Regions from separate parts of the Homo sapiens genome. Here region 2 is linked to region 1. Evidence: chromatin loops called from intact Hi-C (ENCODE). Cell type or tissue: Calu3. All regions are shown on one strand. Region 1 overlaps CACNG4 (calcium voltage-gated channel auxiliary subunit gamma 4). Region 2 has its middle 49 kb from the start of CACNG4.

Region 1 (4,000 bases):
GGTGCCCCACAAACACCTAAGGACGACACAGTTTTAAGTAATTCTGCTCTCCAAGGCAGCCCCTGGCCCTGCAGGTGCGTGTGGTAGCTCTCAGAAAAAAACAAGAGAGAGGTGAGGTCTGGTTCTGCACCCAGCTCTGCTCCCTGCCCCGTGGTGCCTGGGCCACCCTCAGGGCTTCCCATGTCCAATCTCATTTAATCGTTCTGATCATCTGATGAGATGGGGGAGGGGAGGGTCTATCATTATATCCCCATTTTACAGATGAGAAAATAACTGAGGCCCAGAGAAGCTAAGGAGTCTGTCCAAGGTCACAGAGCTAACACAGGGCAGAGCAGGATTCAAATGCAGGTCTCATCGATCCCCCACCCACAACCCCCGTCCTATTGACCATCACACAGACTTAGTTCAGATGTCATCTTCGACTCCCTTCTGCGCACGAAGCTCCTGGAGAGTCAGAAAGTGGGGCGGGCTGGATCCGTGGGGCGGGCTGGATCCATGGGGCTTCAGGTATCAGGGAATGAGCCTGACTTTATCACAGAGGGATGTGTTCTCACCAGAAGGTACTGAGCTGGGGAATGATGTGATCTGGTTGATATTTTTACAAGCTCTTTCTGGCTGTGTGTGGAGAGCAGGGAGAGTGACCAGTCAGGACTCTACAGCGGGCATCCAGGCGAGAGATGACAGAGCTGGGAGTGCTCTGAGATGGAGAGAGGTGGAGGGAAGGAAGGCAGTGGGCGTGTGTCGGAGGTGGAGCCCATAGGCCTGGGGAGGGTGAAAGGAACCCCGAGGGATACTGCAGGAGAGGGACTTCTGTCTCTGCTAGGCACAGAGCAGGCTCTTGGCAGCATTTGCTGGATGGATGAACTGGTGACTGAGTGGGCTGGAGACGGAGGGGGCGGTGCTGTCCAAGCGAGACCACACTGGCGGGAAGCACAGCCGACGTGTGAGGTTACCACCAGCAGGCTCCTCCTTGCCAAGGTGTCAGAGGGAAAAGAGGCCACAGCCAACAGTGTTTCCAAGAAAAGGAGCCTGAAGTCACTGTGTCCTGTGTGGTGCCTCTGTGGGAGCACGGCCGCTGTGCTTCTCACAGCACTTTCACAAACATCCTTGGCTTGGATGTTCACAGAACCCTGGGGGTGGGGCGGGGCAGGGAGGACTCAGGGATAGAAAGAAGATGAAGGCAGGGAGGAGGGACGATGGGGAGGAGAAAGGAGGAATGGAAGATGCAGGGAGGGAGGGACCAGGAAGAAAGAATAAAGAGAGGAAGGAGGGAGGGAGGATGGAGGGAGGGAAAGAGGGAGGATGGAGAGGATAGAGGAAAGCTGGAAGGAGGGAGGGAAGTTGGAGGGAGGAGGGTGGAAGTTAGAGAGAGGGATGGAGGTGGGAAGGATGGAGGGATGGAAAGAAGTTGGAGGGAGGGGAGGATGGAGGGAGAAGGGAGGGGAGGACGACAGGAGGAAAGAGGAAAGACAGAGGGAGGAGGGAGGGGAGGACAGGTTTTATTTGCCAATTTGACAGCCGAGCAAACCGAGGCTCTAGGAGGTTGAGTGACAAGCCAAAGACTGTCCAGATGGTGAGTGGCGGAGTCAGGACCAGGCCACAGGTCCCCTGACTCCAATCCTGATGGTTTTCACTCCGGTGCCTTGTCCTCCTCTACCCTGGCCCTGGCCCTGAGACACTGGGAGGTCACCTGACGCGGCAGGGCTCTCGGCAGGTGTCGGTAAGTGACAGGGAGATGCGAGGGTCAGTCACAACCCCCACGAGCGCTGTCTCTGTTCCTGAGTATCAATCTGGGCACTCAGTTCCCACCCCTGAGGCTACTGGAAGTTCCCCAGTTCCTCTCTGCCTCCTTGGGGCCAGGCTAGGGCACTTGGCAAAGTCACTGTGCCAGAAAATGTGATGTTGGGAACACACACCTGGGTGGCTGCCATCCCCAGCCCAGCCACAGCCTGGGTGCTAGGCCCTCTTTCAGCTCCCAGCTGAGAGCCTCAGTCTCTGATTTTGCAGTTCACAGGAGCCATTCAGAACGCCCTGCCTCTGAGAGGTGAGGAAATAACACCGTGGCCTCCACTGGGGGGTGCTCAGCTTCTTCCATTCCTGGACCCTGCAGGCTGGTGAGCTGACCTGGGGCAGCTTACAAAATTTGGGCAACTTATGTCTTCTGGGAAAAATTCCATGGTTCAGGAAACATGGAAATAGAGAGAAAGCGATGATATGTTTTGAATATCTATAAGGTGCCAGGCACGAGAAGGGGTATTTTCCATGTTTTTTCTCATATAACTTCACAACCCCAGGGTTGATTCTATGATGCTCCTAACTTAACAATGAAGGAAAAATTGCTCTCTGAACAACAAAGTTCAGAGAGGTTAGGCAATTTGTCTGAAGACACACAGCTGACAAGTGGGAGTCTGGACTCAAACCCGGGGCCATGTGGCTTCAATGCTGACCGTCTGATGCTGCTGCTTCCATGTGGACTCATGGTGGGGAGGAAAGGGGGAGCTGGAATGAAGATCCAGCCCCTTCCTGTGTCCCTGGGCCCAGGAGGTGACAGATGCTAGTGGCAGGTGAGCCAGGGAGACTGATGATTTTTACTCATTTGGTTTTTCCCAGGCTCTGTCTGGAGCTGGGCTTGAGTCAAGAAACTGCCCTCTACCTTTCCACATTCTCCTTCAGAAATGGGGTGATAGCGGTGGAAGGAGGAGAGGCAGTTAAACAGCATTTCCCGACACCTCCACCTCTGTGGGCTTGCCATGGTAGCAGGCAGGCCGTGTTGGATGTGGTGACGTGGAGAGCTTGCTCTGGGTCTACAGTCCTCAGAGGCAAGTCACGGCGTCAGGGTGGGAGGGAGGGAGGGGTGCAAGAGCAGCTCCAGTTAAAGTCCAAAGCCCTTGCAAGCCCATGCACCGCAAAGCCATCTGATGCGGCGGCTTCCACGTGGACTAATGGGGGAGGAAAGGGTTTGACTCAAGCCCAACTCCAGATAGACCCTGGGAAAAGCCTGCAGAGAGCCTGGGGCCTGTGGGGGCGGAAGTGGCTGCTTTGTAAAGGCTGTGGTGCTTCACCAGAAGGGTCCCCTGTGCACATTCGGGGTTGGCAGCTCAGTCTGTCATTGTCTCCACCTCATAGGCTCACACCCAGGAGCCTCGAAGAATGCAGACACCAGGGACCACTGATTCCACCCAGAGGTACCCTAACGAGCACTCTGCGCGGGGGGCATCCATAGATATGTGCTGGGCACCTTTCCATTCACTGCCTCATTATCCCACTTTCCAGACATCAACAAGAACTCAGAGAGGTCACCTAACCTGCCCAAAGCTACACAGCTGCCTGGAAACTGGGGTTTTGAACTCTAGAGGTCCAACCCCAAAGCCTGGCCTCTTTCCCCTACCCCATGCTGCCTTTTCAACAGAGTCCATTTTAACAGAATGTCCCTCGAATAAGGGGCATCGTTTTTTCTAGGCCTCTGTTTCAGGAAGAGCTGGGCTTCTATTATGAAATATTCCCCTTTTATTGTATGCCCCCTGTGAACACACCTCTGGCCACACTCCTTTCTTTGTCCTGGCCTCCAGGAAGCTCAGCGACAAAGCTGTGGCCTGCCTCGGCCCCCAGCTGGCTTCTGCAGTCGGTACTGTGGACACTAGCTGGACGCAGCCATCATCTCTCATTTTCCTACTTGATTTTTCTATCCGCCCCAGTCCCTCATCTCTTTATTTATCTTGTCCCTTTCTTCCTTTTATGGTTGAAGGGGGAAGAAGTAAACAAACAGTAAAATCACGGGATGTCATTTTCACAGCTTTGAAAAGTTTTTCATTGGAAGAAGTTGATAATGCTAGAAAAAAAGTCCTTTGTCTGGTACCATGTCCTGCCTCGCAGTTCAGAAAAGAGAGTCTCGCGCAGCACTTCCCGGAGTCTCATGGGGATACAGAACAAGAATTGGGGGACGGGACGTTGGGGGCAGATCCAGGCAGGCCCTCCCTGGCCTCTCCCTGGAGCTTAGAAC
Region 2 (4,000 bases), 60 kb after region 1:
CTATTGTCTATTTTGTGCCTTTTTTTGGACTCTTGAAGGAAACTGTAAGCTTTGCAGACCGTCTTACATCTCTCTCATGTTCCCTATGATGTCCGGCACATCATCGGAGAAGAGGTTGGAGTCTGCAGCTCAGTTTGGAGAGAATATCGTCTGAGGGAGGAAGGTGGGTGTGTTCATGTGTCTGCCTTTGGTCAAAGTAATGTAGTGTAGAAGCCTCCCAGCTAAAGCCAGGCTCACGACCACTCCACCACCAAGTGCCATAGTCACAGAACCCTTAGTGTTTGGCTGGGCACCTGGCCACCTTGAATAAAGACTGCATTTCCTAGCCTCTCTTTGTAGCAAGGTGAGACCCATATGACTACATCCCACCCTAAACTATGTAAGATAATTTGTATAGGTAACTTTTAGTAATTGTCCTTAAATAGAAGGTATTGTTTTCTTTTCCCTTTTCCCCCTAACTGGAATGTAGATGTGATGCCTGGAGCTCCAGCAGCCACTTTGGATCACATGATTATAGGAATGGAATCCCTTTGTGTCACAACAACAAGATAGAAAGCCTAGGTCCCTGATACCATGAGAGCCACACAAGCCATACCTCCCCGCTTCTTGGATATGAGAGAGAATTAAGAATTTTACCTTGTTAAGCTACTATTATTTTGGATTTTTTGTAGCCAAATCTAATCCTATGCTATATCCATGGGTGCCTCTGGGCCTTTCTATCTCTAGTACCATTCCCACTCCTTTCTGTCTCCACCAGCGTGACCCCCATGTAACACAAATCTAGTGACTTCCAACAGCTCTCCATCACCCAAACAATAAGGCTGCCCAAGCACCGTAGTCTTGCACCAGCTCCTTAGTGATGAGGTCCCTTTACTTCTCCAGCCTCGCATCCTCCACTTGCCCTCCACCTCCCTGCCTTGCTGTGATCACACAAAACGATTGGTAGCTCCCCAAGGGGGGCAAGCTCACTTAGGTCTCTGTCCTTTCTCTGCTGCCTGGAGTGTCTTAGGCTCCTTGCCTGCCTGGCCAAATGCCTGCTCACTCTTTAAGGCCCTGCCCAACCATCCTCCCCTTTGTAGTCCATCCAAGCAGGTCTGACAACTCCCATCTGGGTCCCCAGGGTCTCCAGTAACCATATAATAGCACCTAACATCCAGAGCTGCCCCTCTACTCTCTTGCCTGGATTGTGAGCTCTTTAAAGGCAGGGCCTGAAGCTTCTTATTTCTCATTTCCTGGGGTCTGAACAGCGCCCAGCAGACTACAGGTGCCTTTGCTTGCTAGCAGGATGATGATTCCCCTGCACCTGCAGAAATGAGTGGTGTTGATTCTAGAATGCCGCCTCCTAGCTGCTCCTGGAGAGTATCCTGAGCATGCATCTCCTCTCCCGGAGGTGGGCCTGAGGGTGGGCAGATCAAGGCTCAGGACAGGAATTTGGGCGTGACGGAAGCCATACCCTGTGGGACGTGTCTTCAAGATGGCAGAGCAAAGCTAGGACCAAAAACTCCTAGAGAAGACTTAGGGGAAGAAGGGGTGGTGTGTGCGTGTGTGCACCTGTGCACGTGCGTGTGTCTGTGCATGTCCGTGTGTGCATGCGCCTGTGTGTGCATGCTGTGTGTGCGTGCATGCATGTGCTCAAGAATGTGTGTGTGCCTGTGTGCATGTGTGTGTGTGTGTCAGGCATGGGTATGGGTGAGGCTCTGGGCTTGCATATGTGTCTTTCTGGAGAGAGGTGCGTTCGAGGTGTGTGTGGGTGAGGAGATTGGCAGAGACCCTTTGGGCCTTTCTGTGTACATGAGCTGCAGGCACACACGTGTGCATGCTTGTGGGAGAGGTAGGAGTGTAAGATGTGAGGGGTGCACTTGCGTGTGGACTTCTGTGGGTGGGATGAGGGATGCATGCCTTCTGTGTGTGAGGTGGAGGAGTTAGGAGGGATGATCGTGTGTGTGTGTGTGCGTGCACATGTGTGTGTGTGTGTGTGAGAGAGAGAGAGAGAGAAGGAAGAGGAAGATGGGGAGGAGGGGGTGGAATTACAAATGAACAGAGAGAATGCAGGTGAGATCGGCACCTGTGTGACTGGGTGCGGCTCAGGACCTGCGTGGGATCTATAAGTGCTTCCTTAAAGTGACGACAACTGGTTTTCGGGGGCAAAGGGGGTTTTCCGGGCTGCTTGTGCACCAAGGACACATCTCCTGCTATTTCCTGGCCAGTGGGTCAAGTCTGGGCTGGACACCCTGGCAGGAAGGAGGGCTGAGTGCTGCCCCAGTGCTGATTTCCGGGGTGGCTCCTGCCAGCCTCCCTTCCACCTCCCACTTCTGCAGAGCTTCCAGCAGGCAGAGGCTCCCCCTCCTGGGCTGGCAAAGCCAGTGGGAGCTCCATTGGCACAAGGGAGGCTCTCATCATACCACTGTCCCTGGTAGGTGCCTGCCTCCCTCTCCCTGCCCCAGGGTTTCATCTAACCCCTGAACAGCAGTGAAATACTGGACCAGCCACAGCATCAGCAAGACCCAGGACTTCTTAGAAATGGTGCATCTCACCTCCTCCCGAGACCCCAAAGCAGAATCTCTGGGGCAGAGTCCAGCTGTCCACTCGACCAGCTTTCTGTGTCATTATGACACATTCTAAAGTTTGCAAAGCACCATCCTGGACGGCCTCACAGAAGCATCATGGGGTGAAATAACTTGGCCATGGATTCCCTCACTTTTCCATGCACCAAAGGTTTATTGACCACCTGATATCTGCCACGCCCTGGTTTAGGCACTGTGGATATGTCAGTGATCAGAGTAGACAAAAATCCCTGCCCTCGTGAGCTTATGTTCTAGTGAGGGAGATACACAGTGAAGAACACACCAGAATGCTAAGCGTGTCGGGTGTTTGCAGGTGGAGGGAAATAGTCCAGGAAGAGAGGTAGGGGGTGCTTGGCTGGAGTTGCAATGTTCAATGGTCCAGCAAGGGAAGGCCTGGCCAAGAAGGTCAGAAAAGACTGAAGGGGTGACAGGGGTAGCCAAGCAGATATTGATTAGAAGAGAGTTTCAGGTCCAGGTGAGGTGGCCCACACCTATAATCCCAGCACTTTGGGAGTCCAAGGAGGGTAGATCACTTGAGCTCGGGAGTTTGAGACCAACCTGGACAATATAGTGAGAGCCCATCTCTACAAAAAAATACAGAAATTAGCCAGACATAGTGGTGTGCATCTGTAGTCTCAGCTACTTTAGGGAGCTAAGGTGGGGGGATTGCTTGAGCCCGGAGGTTGAGGCTGCAGTGAGCTGTGATCTTGCCACTATACTCCAGCCTGGGCGATAAAGAGAGATCCTGTCTCAAAAAAAAAAAAAAGAGAAAGAAAATAAGAGAGTTTCAGGGGTAGGAAGCAGCTGCCCTGGGGCAGGGAAGCATGCTGGGGGGATCCACGGAGGGGGAAGAAGTGAGAGGTGAGGCCAGGAAAGCACGCAGCCTCTAGTGCAGACCCAGGACTTCGGCCCTGACCTTCTCTTTGCCTCATTTGGAGACAGCCAGCAGCTGAGCCCACTGATGTTGTAAGGCTGCTGTAACCCAGAGGGTGAGAGGGGAGCTATGGAGGGCTCGGATTTCCCGAGATCCTCCTGGCTGCTGGCGGAGACCACAGACCATGTCAATAATTCCAGTGAGAGTTGTCTGTGGCTCGGACGGGGATGGTAGCAATAAAGTGGGTAAGAAGGGATCAGATTCTAGGTGGGTTTTTTGGTTTTGTTTTGTTTTGTTTTGTTTTTGAGATGGAGTCTCACTCTGTCTCCAGGCTGGAGTGCAGTGGCACAATCTCAGCTCACTGCAACCTCCAACTCCCTGGTTCAAGCGATTCTCCTGCCTCAGCCTCCCAAGTAGCTGGGATTACAAGCACATGCCACCATGCCCAGCTGATTTTTATATTTTTAGTAGAGAAAGGGTTTCACCATGTTGGCCAGGATGGTCTCCATCTCCTGACCTTGTGATCCTCCCTCCTCAGCCTCCCAAAGTACTGGGATTACAG

What was found. A loop is a pair of places that touch in the nucleus more often than their neighbours do. Peaks named below come from ENCODE experiments on the same cell type or tissue, not always from the same donor. Only the 100,000 strongest peaks of a DNase experiment are listed, where the experiment ranks them.
Region 2: it touches region 1 in a loop (14-fold over the local background); 12 of 110 quality-filtered maps call a loop at or near these places.

The regions. Positions count from the first base shown.
Region 1 is chr17:66,973,801-66,977,800 of GRCh38, reverse strand. All of the region lies in intron 1 of CACNG4 (calcium voltage-gated channel auxiliary subunit gamma 4), which reads right to left. Among named protein-coding and RNA genes, the nearest start is that of CACNG4, 11 kb to the right of the region's middle. RefSeq lists enhancers at 414-1,367, 1,368-2,322. In Calu3, no CTCF peak of the experiment used is centred here; a DNase peak (open chromatin) is centred at 2,070.
Region 2 is chr17:66,913,633-66,917,632 of GRCh38, reverse strand. No RefSeq gene overlaps it. Among named protein-coding and RNA genes, the nearest start is that of CACNG4, 49 kb to the left of the region's middle. In Calu3, a CTCF peak has its summit at 2,367 (motif pointing left); a DNase peak (open chromatin) is centred at 2,312.